Linked DNA regions of Homo sapiens: region 1 is linked to region 2. The links are chromatin loops, found by intact Hi-C in ENCODE. Cell type or tissue: dorsolateral prefrontal cortex. All regions are shown on one strand. Each heading gives the region's core, and the rest is flanking DNA. Links, peaks and the distances in the headings are about the cores only.

Evidence for each region. Peaks named below come from ENCODE experiments on the same cell type or tissue, not always from the same donor. Only the 100,000 strongest peaks of a DNase experiment are listed, where the experiment ranks them.
Region 1: it touches region 2 in a loop (4-fold over the local background); 50 of 110 quality-filtered maps call a loop at or near these places.

What each region holds. Positions count from the first base shown.
Region 1 is chr4:6,085,109-6,090,475 of GRCh38, forward strand. It overlaps JAKMIP1 (janus kinase and microtubule interacting protein 1), which reads right to left. Exons shown (of 21, transcript NM_001099433.2): 4 at 312-521. Among named protein-coding and RNA genes, the nearest start is that of C4orf50, 69 kb to the left of the region's middle. RefSeq lists enhancers at 626-1,499, 2,829-3,331. In dorsolateral prefrontal cortex, for the core only: CTCF peaks have their summits at 2,788 (motif pointing left) and 2,989; a DNase peak (open chromatin) is centred at 2,773; H3K27ac peaks cover 2,036 bases.
Region 2 is chr4:5,995,308-6,000,674 of GRCh38, forward strand. The region is part of intron 3 of C4orf50 (chromosome 4 open reading frame 50); the gene reads right to left. Among named protein-coding and RNA genes, the nearest start is that of C4orf50, 20 kb to the right of the region's middle. In dorsolateral prefrontal cortex, for the core only: CTCF peaks have their summits at 3,210 (motif pointing right) and 3,411 (motif pointing left); a DNase peak (open chromatin) is centred at 3,204; H3K4me3 peaks cover 478 bases.

The sequences.
Region 1 (5,367 bases), core at 152-5,151, 90 kb after region 2:
AACACCCAAGCCCACTGCACACCTGCGGAAGACTCCATCTAGACGGCCACTGAGACTTCAAACCCTTCCGTGGCTCCCTGGGGCCCTTGTGGTCAGGCCCCTCCCACCCCGTATCTCTTACAAAGGCCGCCACGCACCGGCACCTCACACAGCGTCCAGCACAAAGAACTTATAACATCCCCTCCAATACTGAGTGAATGAATGAATGAGTGAATACATGCCACCTCAGAGTCCTCTGTGGCTGACCAGAAAAATGCCACCTAAATGGGTGGGGGACCAGCCTGAGGCTGGCACAAGCTGCTGCCCCTCACCTGGACGCCCATGAGCTCCACCATGTCCCCGATCCCGGGCGGGAGCTCTCTCTTTGGACTACTGTGGTGCCGCTCGGCCTCCTTGACCTGAACCAGCTGCTCATCCAAAGCCTCTTTCTGCAGAAGCAGCTTCTGGGTCTGCCCAGCCTGCACGCCAAGTTCCTTCTCCAAGGCCAGAATCACACGGTCTTTCCCTTTGATCTCATCCATCTGAAAAGGAGAAAGAATAAGCAGTCAGCCCTAGGGGCTCATGACCAAGGAAATCTCTCCCCAAATTGGGGCCTTCGGCCCAGGGAAAGGTCAAAGCAGTGTCTCGGGCCTGGGTCAACTGAATTCAGTAAACTCCAGACACAGAGCAAGCACAGCCCGCAGCCCAGGGCTTGTTCCCCGTCACTCCCACAAGACAGAGGAGACAGAGCTAAGGGTTGAAGCACATACATATTCAACCTGACATGCATACTGACATCAGTGTATGCTCCTGTCTCTCTCACTTTAATGAGATACAATAAAACACTGCCGGCCCCCAGCCAGGCCTCTGCAGCTCAGCTTCTTGGCAGAGCTGGCTTCTCTCTCCGTCTCCAGGACCATGTCTCCCTCTCAGTCATTGACCCTCTCCTGCCTGGCCACAACTCCCCAACCCTCACCACCAGACAGCTCCTGCCAAGGTCACCAGTGCTCTCCTGGCCACCGAACCCACCGGACAACGTTGTCCTCCCGCCCTGACTCCGTCACCCACTCCCAGACTCACGACCTCCTGCTCCCTCTCCCCAAGGCCACTTCCCATGGTTTCTATCTTCTTTATAGACTGTCTTGCTCTGGCTCTCATTGAAGCCTGGAGTTTCCAAGGCTCGGGCCTCTTCTCACTCTATATCCTCTCCCAGGCAGCCAGGTCCTCCCCGACGGTATCAACCCCACATATGCAGCAGATCTTAAACACATGCCTCAGCCCTGGCTTCTCTCTGAGCTCCACAATCACAGAACCAGCTGGCTGCCTGACACCTCTGCTTGGATCTCGGAGGGACCACAGCCTCTCCACGTACAAACCTGAACTTAATCTTCAGTTCACCCCCAGCCCTGTCTTGTCCAGCCTTCCTATGGGGGAGTGTCAGAAAGGACACAGGCTCAACACAGTGGGCCGGGTGACAGTGAGGAACCACACCAAAAAAAGTATGCAGAGGAAGTGTCAGCCCCAGGTCATCCACTCTGGCTTTTTCTGGATGCTCCAGTGAAGGCACTGTCCTGGTTGAATAGCAGGCCCCCAAGACCCATGGCCTTCCTGGAACTTCAGAATGGGACCTTATTTGGAAAGAGGGTAACTGCAGGTGCAATTAGTTAAGATGAGGTCATCCTGGAGCAGGGTGGGCCCTTATGACTGGTGTCCTTATGAGAGGAGAAGAGAGACACAGAGGGGAAGGCCGTGTAAGGACGGAGGCAGAGGCTGGAGGGACACAGCCTCAAGCCAAGGAACTCAAGGTCAGCCAGCAACACCAGCATCAGGAAGAGGCTGGGAAAGATCCTCTTCCACAGCCTTAGGGGGAAGTGTGGGCATGCAGACACCTTGATTTCAATCTCCTGGCCTCCAGAACTGTATAGGAACACATTTCTGTCATGTTAAGCCATGAAGTTTGAGATTATTTGTTGCGGCAGCTGCAAGGAAACAGATGCAAAGGCTCCTCCTGCTCAGCTCACTCACGTAGCAAGTTACATTTCAGTGGATTACAATCCAAAGCTCTTACTTCTAAATCATAAACCTTGATTTCAGACACAGACTGCCACAGCAGAGAATTGGGGTGAAGGGCCCTCTTCTGATAGCAGAGAGAAGCAGGCTAAAATCCCGCCCACCCCCCAACCCTGACCATATGACCATGGGCAGGTTGGGCCACCTCTCTGACTCAACTTCTGTCTCTGTAAAATATGGACAATAGGAAGACTTTAGAACCAACTCTGTCTAACTGTTGAGGAGCTTTAGAGCAACCATGAGAAGAATTTGGTACAGTGCCTAGCATATCGCAAGCCTGCCATCAGTGTTCACTGCCACTGTTAATCTCTTCTAGCCCCTAGGTAACACGAGGCTATTTTATTTTAAAAGAAGACCACTAAAAACTGAAAAAAATAACATAGAGATGAGAGAAGAAAGGAAATGGTACTCCTAGATTCCAGACTGAGAGGTTTTCCAGCCACATACCACGGTGCTACAGTTCTGATGTGGAATTTCCATCACTTGCAACCAAAATAATCCTAATTGACATAGAGTTCAGGAAAGAACAAAAAACGTGCCAGAGGTATCACCTCTCTCTTATGTGCTAGTTGTGAGCTAGGTACTAATTTGTACTTAAGAGCTCTCTGAGGCACCTTTCTTTGGAAGACAAAAGGCTGTTTCCATCTGCCAGGATGATATCCTGGCCCCTGCAATGGGTGCTCCATGCAGTTTCTCCTAAGCAGCTGCTGAATGTGCCCACTGCTCCCCCTGGTGATGATCCACCAGCATCTACCTGCTTGGGCCAAATCCCAAATCCCGAGTGTTGCAATTTCCAAATGGGTAGGAGCACTGTCCCTTCCACAGGAGGAATCTTTAAACATGCTGAAAACACCACTGCCAATGTAGATGCCAACCCCAAAGCAAAAATCATTATGCAGAAGGAGTTTATTCATTTAATTCACTCAAGCACGCTTTCATTAACTCAACACATGCTGAGCTGAGCGCTATCAGTGGGTGCTGAGAAACATTAGAGAGCAAAAGAGACCAGCCGCCCTGCCCTAGGGGCTTCTATTCTGCTAGTGGGCGGAGCAGGCAATAAACATAATAAATAAGCAGACATTGTAGTGATTGAGAGTGATTTGTGCTATGAGGGGGAAAAAAAACAATAACAACATCAAAGCAAAGGAAATCGGTAGGGGCAGTGGAGGGTGTTGCAAACCAACAGTTTGTCCATCACGGGTAAGGGAGGGTTCTTGTCTGCCCCTCAGTATCAGCTTTGCAGTGAAGCCCCCGCCACTGCCTTCCACTAGCTCCCCACAAAAGACAGCACCGTCGCGAGCAAGACATCTCCAGGATCCCAAATTCTCCACCTGGAAGAGCACCAATTCCCCCTTGTCCTAGTAAGTGAGACAGAGGGCTTCTGCCCCAGTCATCACAAGAAAGTTTCCTAGAAAATATTCTCAAACAGCAGAGATGGCATCTAGAAACGGACGGAGGGCCAATGCAGAACACATTCCGGAGCCAGCATGAGAGTCCTGAGGCCCCAGAGGTTAAGACACTGGCCACGCTCACGTAGCAAGAGGCAGGCACACTCACAGTTCACTGACTTTACTCCTGGATCACAAGCTGAGCTCTTAGTGATCCTATCTCGCTGCCCTTGGGATGCTGATGAAATCTCAAGCTTCCTGGAACTGCTCACCTGACCATATGGAACATCCCTCAGCTTCCTTCCCGCATCCATTTCCCCTTCTCCCATACGCCCAGTCTCAGCATGTGCAGTAGGAAAGGGGTGGAACGAACATCACTGCAAGTTCCCAGGGCAGTCCCCAATTGGCTCATGCCACCCAAATGTCCCTGTCCCAACAGTAATTGCTTCAGGGATGGATGCACAATCCAATCAGAACCAATGGCCAGAAGTAGGCAGCACCAGGATCCTCCTGTTTTTCTTTAGGAGCTAAGAAAGGGACTCTGGGCTGTGTGGTGTGAGAATGTGGGACCTGGCACAGTGGTGGCATCCCCCCAGCACAGCATGAGAGCCCACAGCCTGGGAATGACACAGCAGGAGGCAGAGCAGAGCCCAAGAACCTGGGATCCTGGATGACATCGTTAGTGCACCTGGAGCTGCACCTACAGCAAATCCCATGACTTCAGTTGGGGGAGCCAACAGACACCCATGGCCTAAGCTGGTTTGATGGAATTTCTGTCACTTGCGACCAAAAGAATCACAATCAACAGAGTTCAGGGAAGAACGACAAACTTGATGTTGGCTATCACTCCTCTCTTAATGCTAGCGTGAGCTAGGTACTCATTTGTACTTAAGAGACACTCTCTGAGTCTTTAAAAGATCCTCAAAGTGGACATCATTTACCCCAAGTTACACACAAACTTGAGGCCCAGAAAGGGGAATGTGCTAACACTCTAGTTAGCAGCAGAACCATGACTCAAGTGCAGATTGTACTCTCCAAGCCCTCCCTGTCCCCTCTGCCCCAAAGGAACAGAGTCCGGTTGTTTCTAAGCAGTCAAGTCCACCAGGAAATGTATCTTAGTGAAAACAAGCCCACTGACCCATGACTGATTTGGTGAGCTCCACTTTATTGCAAAGTTTGGGGGAATCAAAGACTGAAGCAGAGGCCACTACCTCAACATCAATTCTCATTCTTGGTACCTGTAGTGGGATGAATAATGTCCCCCAAAATGTCACATCTACCCCGAAAATCAGAATGTCACCTTACTTCGAAATAGGGCCTTTGCAGATGAAATGAAGATGCAAATTAAGATGAGGTTATACCACGTTAGGGTGGACCCTAAACCCACTGACTGGCATCCTTAAAAGAAGAGGACACCTGTAATCCCAGCACTTTGGGAGGCCGAGGCAGGCGAATCACCTGGGGTCAGGAGTCTGAGACCAACCTGGCCAACATGGTGAAACTCTGTCTCTCCTAAAAATACAAAAATTAGCCAGGTGAGGTGGTGCATGCCTGTAATCCCAGCTATTAGGGAGGCTGAGGCAGGAGAATTGCTTGAACCTGGCAGGCAGAGGTTGCAGTGAGCCGAGGTCACGCCACTGCACTCCAGCCTGGGTGACAGAGTGAGAGTCCATTTCAAAAAAAAAAAGAAGAAAAAGAAGAGGACAAGCTGCAGACATGCAGGGGAGAAGGCCACGTGCAGGCAGAGACTGAAGTGGTGCGACTGCAAGTCAAGAAATGCCGAGGACTGCCGGCCACACCAGAAGCTGCAAGAGGCCAGAAAACACTTTCACCCTAGAGCTTTCCAAGGGAGCATGGCCCAGCTGATATCTTGATTTGGGACTTCTGGACTCCAGAACCGTAGAGAAAATAAATGTCATTGTTGTAAGCC
Region 2 (5,367 bases), core at 250-5,249:
CAACTGTCAATAAGCTCCAAATGCGACTGCCCGGTACCTTGGCAGCGCCCTGTCCCCTGGACTTCTCCACAGTGTGGAGCTTCCCCAGCTGCCGCCCTGCTGCAGGTCAGGATAATTCAGAGGCAGCTCCTTCCTCCCTGCCACAGGGGAGAGGCTTGGGACTGGAAACACACACACACACACACACACACACACACACACACACACACACTCAGCTGTCACCCACCACTCACGAGGGGCTGGGCACAGGTCTCCTCTGGGTTCCCACAGCCCTGGCTGCTTCCACTGCAGTGCTCCAGCCCGGTGCTGTTGGCTGCCTCACATACCTACTACTCCACTGGACTGTGAGCTCCTTTAGGAAGAGAACTTGGCTTCATTCTGTCTGCACCCTCATCCTAGCCTGTATACGGTAGGTGCTTAATAAATGTTTCATCATTGGGTGGACAGATAGAACCTGGGAAAAGTAGATGTTTTAGATTGACGAGTGCATTCATTCAGAAAACATTTATTAGGCTCCTGCTGTGTGCCAGGTGTGGCTCTAGGCCAGGAGAAAACAGAAGTGAACAGGGAAGTGCCCTGTCCCCTTCTCACTTGCTCCCCAGGTCCTCACCTTCTCTCAGCAGACCCAGCATCGGACTCCTGGCTGGTCCTCCTACCTCCTTCAGGTTCTTCTTGCAGCTACCAGGGAGACCCGCTGATCACCCAGGCTTCCCTTGGCTTCCCTCTGGCTACAGGGTCAGCACGAATGCTGAAATTAGGTGCTGGTGCCCATCTATGGGCTGTCATTGCTGCCTGGGCACCTTGTTCCCACCTCTGCAGCTTTGCGCCAGCTTCCCCTCACAGCAACCTGCTTGCCTGTCCCAGCGCGTCCGTGCTCTCCCCGGCCTCTGCACCTTCCCATATGCTGTTCCTGACACCTGGCTGTCACATCCTTCTTGGGAGGGGCCTGGATCGCTTGCCTGCTGCAGGCAAAGCCTTCTCTGCTTGTTGCTCCAGGCCCCTCCCTTCCACGCACTGCTCAGCCCCCAGCGATGGCACTAAAATGGAAACTGGATCTGGTTGCTCCCTGCTTCTCACCCTTCGACGCTTCCTGTTACACTGAAAGAGAAACCCCCGCCGGCCTCACTGCCCCCACCTCCACCCCGCTACCACCACCCACGTCTGTGCTCCTGGAAGGAACTCTTCTCCCCGCACCTCAGAGCCTTTGCACACTGTCTGGACCTCTCTTCCCACCCTCTGCCTGGTCAACCTCCTCCCCTTCTGGGACCTGCTTAAAGGCCGATCTTTAATGAGGCCTTCTTTGGCCTTCATCTCCTCCCACTCTGGGTTGGTGGCCTCCTGTTGATCTGTATGATGGTTTGGGTCTTGTCCATTTCTTCTCAAAGGCCAGGGGCCTCAGCATGGGCCACATCATGGAGTCACCCAGAAGCTTTAAACAAGAACCAGTGCAGGAGCCTCAACCCAAACCTATTAACCCTGAGGGCCTGGGCAGCGACATCCTGTCCTGACAGCCACCTGCCTGCACCCAGAGGGCCTTGCTGGCTGCTGCAGCTGTCCCACGTTCTCACGGTCCCATTCAGCTGCCTCTTGTCTTTATCCATTTGGTTCCCACTCAACCAGAATTGCACACTTTGTCAGCTGCTTAAAATCATCATTGGAGTGTGAGAGGGAAAAGAGAAAATGAGAGAGAAAGAAGGCATCAAAGAAACGAAGTGAAAGAAGGTGAATGACAAAGGAAAAGGAGAGGGAATAGGATAGGGAAAGGAAGAGACAGAAATTCAAAGTGAAAGCAGGAAGAGAGAGAAGTCGAAGGAAGAGGAAGGACTAGATAAATAGAAAAAGGGAGAGGCTGGGTAGGCAGCGTGGAGACCACTCCGTAGCGCAGAAGGTAGAAATGGTTACTGGTGGTATATTTTTTGGATTGTTATCATACCCAGGCTGACTTCAATGCAATTCAAAAAATGCTCGCTGAGCATCTACTATGTGGCAGGCCCTGTTCTGGAGCTGGTGACACGGCCACGTATAAACATACCTAGATCCCTGCCTCGAGGAAGTGACATCCAGCGGACACAACCTAGAAGACAACGCTGTACTGAAACATTGCCCATTGTCTAGTTTACCCCTTCATGTCACAACCGATGAAGGCAGTACTCAGAGAGGGTGAGTCACTTGTCCAAGGTCACACAGTAAGTCGACAGGAGCACAGGAGCAGAGCTCAGGTTTCTAAACCTGATCTGGAACTTTCTGCCTCCCTGCCTGCTCTATCAGTCCATCCTACATTTCAACCCTCAAGAAAACATTTGCCTGTAACTTAATCTGGACTCAGCTTTCATGTGCAATTATAAGCAAAAAGAAGAAAATGAGAAATATCAGGATATCCGGGCATAAACATGAATGTGTTAGAGGCCCTTCTGGGCTTTTTTCTATGCCTAGACATTTTCCTATGCATAGACATTGCGAAAGTTCTATTTATACAAAATGTAAATTTTTACTTTGTGAATTTTGCATTTAATGATATAGAAGGATCATTTCTCTACAGGATCTTCTGCAGTGTGGTTTTTATAGCTAACTAATATTCTCTGCTATAAGGGAGAGGAAAAAAGGGAGATAGTTCCAGATCAAATCAATTCCCTCTTATTGGACAGTTGGGTTGTTACGAATTTTTACCAACTATAAGCAGAGCTGAGATAAACATGACTGTACATGACTCTTCTGCACCTCCAATCACTTTTTGGATATATTTGTGGAAGTCAAATGGCTGAGACTCAGGCATAAACCTTTTTTAAAGGCATTTAATACTTACTGCTTGACAGCCCTTCCAAAGGGATATGTTCATTTATACTCCTGATAGCTCAAACACCACACGGCTGCAGGCCCTTTTAACCTTTGACAGATGTACAGAAGAAAACGGGATCCTGAGATTTTTCTCACTGGCGTTATTTTTTAACTAATGGAGCTGTCCATATTTTTTTATTAAGACCACTGGCCATTTTGTACTTCCTTTTACATTATTTGCATGTTCATCCCTTTTGCCTATTTTATTTTTCGACATTATTGACACTGCTTTTTTTTTAAAAGCTCTTGCTTGCTGCTGGAGAGAGAAACAAATGTGTAATACCCTGCTCTGCACAAAAGCAAGCAGTGAGCAAGGCTGCCTGCAATTCACCCAGCAACAAAGAGATTCACGTAGCTGCCACCAGGGGTCACTCTACGCACACTGCCAGGGCATAGAGGCTGGCGGGATCATCCAGTCACTCCTGAAGCCCCTGACGTGGGATCGTGATCTCAGCTCTGGGATGACAGTGGACAAGGACTTTTTAAGAGCCTGGCTTTTCATCTCTCTGCACGAGCATCTCTGGGACCCTCCAGGCCAGGCACAGCCCTGTGCTGCCCTCTGCCGTAGCATCACTGTAGTGTCATGGTTTGCACCTGTGTCTGTCTCCTCTATAAGCTTTTGGAGGGCAAGGTTCATGCCTGGCTCACTGCACCTGGGACATGGCAGGTGCCCAGTGCACACTCATGGGAAAGCATTCAGACCCATCTGCAGATAAACCACGTTTGTCTTGCCAAATATGAATGGTTCTTACTTCCTTTTACCCTGAGCAGAAACCCTGTCCCCAAACTCCTCCCCACATCAGGGTTTGTCCTTGCAGTGGTCCGTTCCTCTGGGGATCAAGGTTCCAAGTAACTTGCTCTAAAACATGTGACCTCGGGAGGAAGCATATGACCCCAGGCAAGTTACGGGAATCCTCCAGACTACAGGTTTGTGGATAGGGCACTGCCCCGGCTACCTTGCAGAGTTCATGAGTTCCTGTTTAGGAAAGTGCTTTGTGAATATGAAGCAAAGGAAACACACTTTTATAATGACTGCCTTTGCCATAGTTCACACCATGGCTCCCAGAGCACATCAGACATAGCCAAGGGGTCACTGCAGGTGGGGCCAAGCCTGTGCCTCCTTTCAGATACTGCTGCTTCCACTTCCTTGGGCAAGTGACTTTACCTCCCTTCCTCAGTGTTCTCCTCTGCAAAATGAGAATCCATAACTCTACCACCTCATAAGCTTGTTGTGGGGAACGCAACACATTACCACGCTGGGCAGGCAATAAGCACTCCAAAAGTTGATGAAAGTCGGCTTTCGTGATGATTTTCTATCTGTGGTACACATCTCTGGGACTAGACCCTCCCCACCATTTCCCCATTTCTATGCCTCACTTCCCAGCATTGCCACTGTGAAGCAGTCCCTTCAGCCAGAAGCTTCCTTTTCCCGTGGGCAGTGGAGCAAATAACTTCACCGATGCCTCAAGGCACTCACTCATCAAGCATTTCACAGCTGGTGGCCAGGGACTGGGAATAGAGCTAAAGTGAACCAGTTTTTGATGATGAGGGGCACACAGCTGAGGGAGTGGGCATCTGGGCACAGTGAACATCAGGGCCACCAGAGGTGGCTCATGTCACCTCGGGGGCACTGAGCTGACGTGAGATCAGGGAAGTCTTCCAGAGAAAGCAACATTCCCAACAAATAAAGAGAAAGTAGCAAGGCTTTCCAACAGCCTGAGTGGGGGTGGGCACTAGAAGCTTCCAGACACAGGCAAGGCTTACAAGGCAGAAGAGCCTGGCACACTCAGGGACCTGCAGCTCAGTGTGACTAAGGTGGCATATGGGGGACTGAGCTTGAAGGAGCAGAACACCGGGGGCCTTGAATGCCGTGGATAGGAGGTTGAACTTGATCCTGAGGCCGTGGGCAGCCATGGTGGGGTGCTTATGGAGGGAGATCCTTTGACAGTCACCACTGTTGTCCAGAGCAAGGTGCTGAAGACCTGCGTGTGGCTCTCGGTCCTCCTGGGTCACTCCCAGTCCTTTGAAGATGCACTGGCAGCCTTGGGCAGTCACACAGCATGCGATGCTCTCTGGACTCTGCGACTTCACAGATGTGCAGAGGCCTGGAAGCCACAGCCATGGCCACTGAGGCTCATGCAATTTCCACCAAGACATGAAGAGCCGCATCTGGCTTTGCAGTTCCTTATCGATGGGTTCTAACACTTTAATTTATAAATTCCAGGCTGCATTCAACCTGAGAGCTGGTGGCTGGCTAGCTCTTCACATTTCCCAGTGGCCCTCTCAGGAGGAATTCTTCCTTTCCAGGCAGCCCTTTTTGACCTCAAGATGCTGTTTGTGGGCCATCAGCTTCCTTCTGAGAGATGGACAGAGACTGGCAGCCTTGTCACATGCTGCAGCCTGGGTCCAGCCCCCACTGCAACACCAGGGTCCTCCCCCAGTGACCCACGGACTCCACAGGGCTCATTTCCTTGCCTTTCCTCTGCCCCTACCTCCTTCACCCAATCTGTTTTGTCATCCTGTGGGGCAGGG